2 separate regions of the Homo sapiens genome follow, and region 1 is linked to region 2. A link is a contact called in ENCODE Hi-C or POLR2A ChIA-PET data. All regions are on one chromosome and are shown on one strand. Each heading gives the region's core, a stretch centred on a gene start or an enhancer-like site at or near the end of the contact. The rest is flanking DNA. Distances are from core to core; before and after follow the strand shown.

What was found. A loop is a pair of places that touch in the nucleus more often than their neighbours do. ChIA-PET counts read pairs that join two places held with the same protein, here RNA polymerase II (POLR2A). Pooled maps may share reads with other maps.
Region 1: a loop to region 2 is called in a map of PC-3, with 13 times the contacts of the local background. The contact joins two enhancer-like sites. A Hi-C loop is called at or near these places in 3 of 168 maps with a recorded cell type or tissue (Calu3, K562 and PC-3) and 10 of 50 pooled maps. POLR2A ChIA-PET finds 5 or more read pairs at or near these places in 7 of 52 experiments (A673, MCF 10A, WTC11 and 4 more).

What each region holds. Positions count from the first base shown.
Region 1 is chr4:38,619,293-38,622,916 of GRCh38, reverse strand. The region is part of intron 6 of KLF3-AS1 (KLF3 antisense RNA 1); the gene reads left to right. Among named protein-coding and RNA genes, the nearest start is that of KLF3, 43 kb to the left of the region's middle. RefSeq lists an enhancer at 1-789. Within about 2 kb of position 1,521, at least 10 of the 41 ENCODE cell types and tissues checked have a DNase peak (open chromatin) inside an H3K27ac peak, as active enhancers do; they include PC-3, where a contact is called at or near this core.
Region 2 is chr4:38,317,004-38,320,855 of GRCh38, reverse strand. No RefSeq gene overlaps it. Among named protein-coding and RNA genes, the nearest start is that of LINC02513, 48 kb to the left of the region's middle. RefSeq lists enhancers at 1,926-2,426, 2,427-2,927. Within about 2 kb of position 1,840, at least 38 of the 41 ENCODE cell types and tissues checked have a DNase peak (open chromatin) inside an H3K27ac peak, as active enhancers do; they include PC-3, where a contact is called at or near this core.

The sequences.
Region 1 (3,624 bases), core at 272-2,771, 300 kb before region 2:
TGTCTATCTGTCTATGTATGTATCTATCTCTGTGTCTATCTACCTATCTATCTATCCATCCATCCATCCATCCTTCCATCTATCTACCTAGCTACCTACCTATCTATCTATCTTAAAGGTAAGGAAGGCTGGGTGTGGTAGCTCACGCCTTAATCCAAGCACTTCTGAAAGCCAGGTGGGTGGATTGTTTGAGTCCAGGAGTTCCAGCAGCCTGGCCAACATGGCAAAACTGTGTCTTTACAAAAACCACAAAAAATTAGCCAGGTGTGGTGGTACATGCCTGTAATCCCAGCTACTTGGGAGGCTGAAGTGGGAGGATCACTTGAGCCTAGGAGATCAAGGCTGCAGTGAGCTGTGCTGAGGCCACTGCACACCAGCCTGGCCAACAGAGCAAGAACTTGTTTCAAAGAAAAAATAAATAGGCTGGGTGTGGTGACTCATGCCTATAATCCCAGCACTTTGGGAGGCCAAGCTGGATGGATCACCTGAGGTCAGGAGTTTGAGACCAGCCTGACCAATATGGTGAAACCCTATGTCTACTAAAAATAGAAAAATTAGCCGGGTGTGGTGGCACGTGCCTGTGGTTCCAGCTACTTGGGAGGCTGAGGCAGGAGAATTGCCTCAATTCTCAGGAGGTGGAGGTTGCAGTGAGCCAAGATTGCACCACTGCGCTCCAGCCTGGGTGATAGAGTAAGACTCTGTCTCAATAAATAAATAAATAAATAAAAATAAAGGTAAGGAAAGTGAGGCACAGTTAGTGTGTGGTGGTCCGGGATTCAAACCCTGGCTAACTAGTTCTCCAAGTTCTTGCTCTTAATCACTCAGCTATATCAAATCTCAGTACTCCTGTTGTGGGGAAGATATGAGGCATCAAGCCTAATAGAAATGTAAACTTGTACCTGAGTCTCTGTTCCAGGACACCGTGTTCTGTTTAATTAGAGAGGGAGTCATAAACGAAGTGATTTTGTAGAATTTTTTTTTTTTTTTTGAGATGGAGTCTTGCTCTGTCGCCCAGGGTGGAGTCCAGTGGCATGATCTCGGCTCACTGCAACCTCCACTTCCTGGGTTCAAGCGATTCTCCTGCCTTAGCCTCCTGAGGAGCTGGGACTACAGGTGCCCGCCACTGCAACTGGCTAATGTTTATATTTTTAAGTAGAGACGGGGTTTCACCATGTTGGCCAGGCTGGTCTCAAACTTCTGACCTCAGGTGATCCGCCTGACTTGGCCTCTCAAAGTGTTAGGTGTTTACAGGCATGAGCCACTGCGCCTGGCCTGATTTTGTAGAATTGTAAAGATAGAGTCCAGTCCTGTTAAACACACCATGCAGAAACCTCTTTGGAGATCCAGGGGCAGCACACATTGACAGAAAGCAAGGTTAACTTCCCCGAAGACGGGTGCAAACAGAAGATAAACAGGAGGTGAGGTGCTGCAGCGGAGACCCATGACTTGTAGCTTGGATCAGATACCTGAGGAAAGTAGACTGACCTGGGTGCGTTAGGGAGGGCGGCAATAAGGCTGAAGTCCTGTTTGACCAAGGTGATGTGGGCTGAATCGGCATCCTTACAGGAGGCCTGCTGAACTTCATTCATTGCTTTCACAATATAAGAAAGTCAATTTTGTAACACAGGTGTCCCTATAATACTGGCCTGACTGTTTACTTCTGCTTCAGTCCCTGAGCATATGAGTAAATACTTCAGGCACTATAACGAGCAGAAACTTGAGACAGAGCTTATCTTGTAATGCTGGGTCTTGCATCATATCCAGGGTGTGGTGTTACTTTAGAAGGCAAGTTAAATAATTACGTGTTTTCAGATTGAGCAAACAGTGCATGTGCTCTGAGAAGGCTAAGGATTCATACTCTGAGAGCCCAGTAAATTAACTTATTCAGTGGGATGGTAGGCTCAGTACCTGGGTATGTCAAATGGTCTCAATATATTACATATAAAAACATACACACACATGCATATACATACATACACATATGTGTGTGTACATAGATATGCATGTATACATATAGATATATACATATGCATGTGTATGTATAGATATATACATATGCTTATGTTAAATATTTATGTATCACCTTGTATATAATCATACTTACTTACAAAACAGCCCGGAAAAGCTTGGAGATGTTAAGTGAATCAATTAAAGCTAATTCAGGCAAGCCTCAGTCATTGACCCACCCAATGTGTACTGTCTTTATGACATGTGATATATTTAGTACAGTACTTTGTGTTTTTGATGTTCCCTAACAACATAATAAAGTAAAAAAATTAATGTTGAAAAACATTAGGGTCACCCTAAACTGCCTTCTTTAGAAAATACAAATGTGACATTCTTTCATTAGTTACATTATTCTCTTATTCTATTGTTATTAATTCGTTACATTCTTTTAAATAGCTACATTTTTTATTCTCTTATTCTTTCTTTCTCTTGGACAGAGAGATTGGAACTGTGTCTAACTCTGTCATGTAGTAACTATTGTCATGTAGTAAATGTTCATAAGCATCAGTAGTGATGATCTGCAGCCCCACCCCTGCCTGGTCTCTGTTTCCTTGGTTTATTGCTCTTAGATAATTTCTTCCTTTTTCTATTTTTGCATTTTCAAGAACAATGCAAGGCATGATAGTTATCTGATTCAGGACTTTTAAAACACACTTGAAATATGACAACTGCTTGTTATTCTAGCTCGATAACAAATCTAAGGGCAAGCTATTGAGCACTGATTTGTCCTTTTCTTCCTCATTCCAGCTGCTATGGACCTAAAGTGGAGGGCTTTGAAATTTCCTGCTTAATTGGGCTGCATGTCATTGCTGTCCTTAGAAGTTGCTCTGGGATGCAGGTGCTGGTTTCTTGGATCTCCTTTGCTGGAATTTTGCATGTCTTGTTTTGTTGTTGTACCAGCTTTGTGGATCAGCCAACATCCTTGGCTTGCCCTGTGGGGAGTGGGGTGGGACACATCTTGGATTGCTCTATTCCAGGGATGTCCAACATTTTGGCTTCCCTAGGCCACATTGGAAGAAGAAGAATTGTATTGGGCTACACATAAAATACACTATCACTAAAATAGCTGATGAGCTAAAAAAAAAAATCGCAAAAAAAATCTCATAATGTTTTAAGAAAGTTGATGAAGTTGTATTGGGCCACATTCAAAGCTTTCCTGGGCCACATGCAGGCTGAGGGCTGTGGATTGAATAAACTTGCTCTATTCCCTTTGCAGTAGATGCCATCTGAGTATGGGTCTCCTTTGCTTGGGTCATTGACATGTTCTGGACTTTTTATGCTCCTTTTGGAAGGTCCTCAAAGGTCTGCATAAAGACTTTTGGTGCACTTAAAGCTATGCTAGCAGAAGCGTGAAATCACCTCCCAAAGGAAGTGGGTCCTGCCTCCTCAGAACCAGAAAAGGGAAGGCCATAACTGGAGCAGTAACCTACCGCAGCCAAGTCTCAGTTTCCTCATCTGTAAAGTGTGAGAGTCAGGCAAAATTGCCTCCAAGATCCTTTTCTGTTCGAATATTCATTGAGCCAAAGAAGGTTAAGAACACATATAAATTGAGAATTCTGTAATTTTAAGATTCATCTGGAAAAATGGCACCCTGGTACCAACCATCAGGACTAAGAG
Region 2 (3,852 bases), core at 591-3,090:
GAATATCAGTTGTCTTCTATATCCAAATCCAAAGTGCAGGCAAACATCAGCTTTTGGTTCTTCTCTGTTTTCCTTTGAATGACACTATTGCCAGCCAGCCCTCGGGGTTCTCCACTGCTGCAGTTTTGAAACTTTTCTTTCCCAGGTTAAGAAACTAAAGTTGTAATGGAGAAAGAAATGGGAGAAAGCTACATCCCAGAGCAGAGGTGACCTGCCAGCACTCTAAAGTTATTCTAGACCTAGTACAGGCTCAAGCTTAGGACATTTGTTTCTTTTCCACCTGACTTCAAGGAGCTTGTCAAAGCGCAGCCTAAGTTAACAGGCTCTGTCAATGTGAGTACCAGAAGCCAGGCCGCCACCTGCGCTGTTCCAGAAGCCAGGGATACAATGAAAAAACACAAACGTTTCTCCCCATTTTGCTGTATACATTCCAATTCTTTCGCTAGGGACTGTACAAAATCCTGTCTTCTCTGGCAGGTTTCAGGTGGAGGTCCTGGGATGCTTGGACCCAGGACGGCCCATAGTGCGGGCCTCTGCGTCCTCTCCCCCTCACATAGGGGCAGAGGCCAGGAGGCCTGGATCCTTCCCCAGCAACCGTGTGGAGGTTTTTACTTCCTCTGATCCAGGGGACACATGTAATCTTTTTCTACAACTCCCTGAGGCTGGTTTTTCCCACCCTACAAATCAGTAAGCATAAATTTTTGCAGAGAAGCCTGGAGCCATGGGTCCTAAGCATTCAGGCAGCCAAAAAAATTAAATTTTCAACCGGAGCCGGGTAAGGACACATGGTCTCAAACGTTTCCTGCCCAATTGGAGCCGCTTTCCTCCTCTTGCACACTTGCTCCCCCTACTGCCTGACGCTGGAAGTGCAGGCCTGGCTCCGAGGCAAGCTTGAACGCCCCAGCTCGGTCCTGGGATGGCCAGGGTGAAAGCCAGCAGAGCAGAGAGGTTGCCAAAAAAAAAAAAAAAAAGCAATAGTACATCTTTCATAATTCTCCCACTGCTCTGGGGAAGGCACTAAGCTAAGTCTTTTCTTTACATTTGAAGAATAAACTCTGTAATAAAGATTGAATAAAAGTCTTCCCTGAATAAAGTTTTGCCAAATAAGTTAAAGTTAGGTCTCCCTTAAGGGTTCAATAAATGAAAAGAACTTCAGTTTTAGATTCAGACCTCGTGAAATCCCCAAGCCCCTTTGGATTTCAGACCCTTGGAACGCAGATCCAGGTTTTGCGCCTTTATGTGATGCGTGAACTTGGACATCTTATTTAATCTTTTTGAGCCTGAGTTTCTTTAACTGTAATTTGGGCATAATCATATTGTTGGTCTCATAGTGTTGCTGTAGAACGTAAATGAAAGAATGTGAATGCATGAGAAAAGACTTTTACAACATAAAAATAAATGTGAGCTGTTTCCCTTCCAATCCAACGCACACACACCCCTTTTCCATCTATCTAAGTGGAAATGGCCGTCGAGGCAACCTAAACCCCTAAAAAAGGAAGTAGGGCAAGGAAAGCCCGGTCACAAACAGGAAGTAACAGAAATGCCACTGAGAAACATTCAGGCAGAAGAAAGAAAGAAAAACAGTCCTAGGCTGTGTTTTTGAAGATCAAGTTAGATTTAGTTAATGATTTGGGGCGTTGCCAGCCCGACTTGACCCCCTAAATAGGGGGTTTTCAGAGATGGTTAGGAAATTCTTGACCTCGATTTGACCTCACGAATGGGAATTCTCACTCTGCAGTTGGTAGGTTCCTGCCTTTTTAAATGTAGGTCTCTCCTCCTTTTCCCCTGCGGCCATAGGAGGGGCCGAGCGCTCAGCCGGCTGGGAGGAGCTGGGGCTCCGCCTGCCCTCCCTCGCCGTGGGGAGCCGCCCTGCAGCGCCTCTCGGGTTACTGCCTCCCTTCCTGGCTTCACAAACTCGCCACATGGTAGGTTGGCTACTTAAGGGAATGTAAGAAAAAGCACTCAAGTGACGGCATACAAAGAAGTTTTACAGCTCTGGAGATTATGTCAGATTTTCCTTCCTAATTTCTCCTTAGAGGAGACAAAATCCTAGATTTTTTTTTTTTTTTTGAAGGAAAGGGGAAAAAAAACGCAAAACGAAAGGGAAACATATTAACATATCAGGACACATTGTGCTGTTTATTCTCTTGTTTTTCTTTTCTCATTTTTGAAAGCTCTTTCAAGAATCTTACCGCCTTTCTTGTCTTTTCCTTAATTTTGTGTGTTTTTAAGGTGGGGAAGGGAGAGGATTAGAAGCCTGTGAATTTTGTCAGGACAAGGCCTTCCTAAGCTTTTCATTTGTTTGCAGAACCAGAGTTCCTTCTCTGGTCCAGATGAAGAGACTAGTTCCTACCTCCTTCGCCTATACCTCTTATTAAAGGACCCCTCCAACCCTTGTCAAAATGCTTGGTGAAAGTGAGAGTTGGAAAATCAAGAGATCCACATCCATCCTTTGAGTGACCCTAGTCTGCAGACAGTGTCAGAGAGACAAATACAAATATTCTTAAGATGGTATCATGTCCCATCTTAGGCTTGGTTGTTTTTCAATGGCCTCCAACTGTACACTTGTTACAGGAAAGGGGTCCCCATCTAGACCCCAAGAGAACGTTCTTGGATCTCACACAAGAAAGAATTCAGAGTGAGACTGTAGACTAAAATGAAAGCAAGTTTATTAAGAAAGTAAAGGAATACACTTTGGGAGGCCGAGGTGGGCGGATCATCTGAGGTCAATAGTTCGAGACCAGCCTGGCCAACATGGTGAAACCCATCTCTACTAAAAAAAAAAAAAAAGAAAAAGAAAAATACAAAATATTCGGGTGTGGTGGTGCACGCCTGTAATCCCAGCTACTAGGTGGCTGAGGCAGGAGAATTGCTTGAGCCCAGGAGGTGGAGGCTGCAGTGAGCTGAGATCATGCCACTGCACTCCAGCCTGGGTAACAGAGCCAGACTCTGTCTCAAAAAAAAAAAGACAAGACAGGAAAGGAATAAAAGAATAGCTACTCCGTAGACAGAGCAGCCCCAAGGGCTGCTGGTTGCCCATTTTTATGGTTATTTCTTGATGATATGCTAAACAAGGGATGGATTATTTATGCCTCCCCTTTCTAGAGCACATAGGGTAACTTCCTGATGTTGCCATGGCATTTGTAAACTGTCATGGTGCTGGTGGGACTGTAGCAGTGAGGATCCTACACTCATTGCCATCTTGATTTTGGTGGGTTTTAGCTGGCTTCTTTATTTACTGCAACCTGTTTTATCAGCAAGGTCCTTATGACCTGTGTCTTGTGCTGACACCCTATCTTATCCATTGACTTAGAATGTCTTAACTGCCTGGGAACACAGCCCAGTAGGTCTCAGCCTCATTTTACCCAGCCCCTATTCAAGATGGAGTTGCTCTGGTTCAAACGCTTCTGACACAATGGCTTCCAGTTGTACATGCACAACTGAAAACTCCACCATGAGGATGATGATAATGGTGATTTCAAAGTGTTTTCACAGTTGAGCCAGATAACAGCCTATGAGCACACAGAACAGGTGAATTAAGCTTGTGTCACAGATGAGGAATTGAGGAGCAGAAAGGTACAGGGTTGAGTCCAAGGCCACTCAGCTGGTTCCCTAGGAAGCCCAGACTAAGAGATCAAGGTCCTGTGAATGACGCTACATCATTGAATGCCCATTATAGCACTATGACCAGCAGGTTCTACAGGCCCTCGTTCATGCTAAACAAATAGACTATCACCATTATTAAAATAGGGTAATATGGCATTTAAAGCAAGCTACCTTTGGACACATTGCCTAGGATGTGTTTCCAATGCAAAAATGGGACTCTGGGCCCCTTTTCATGAATAGTACACT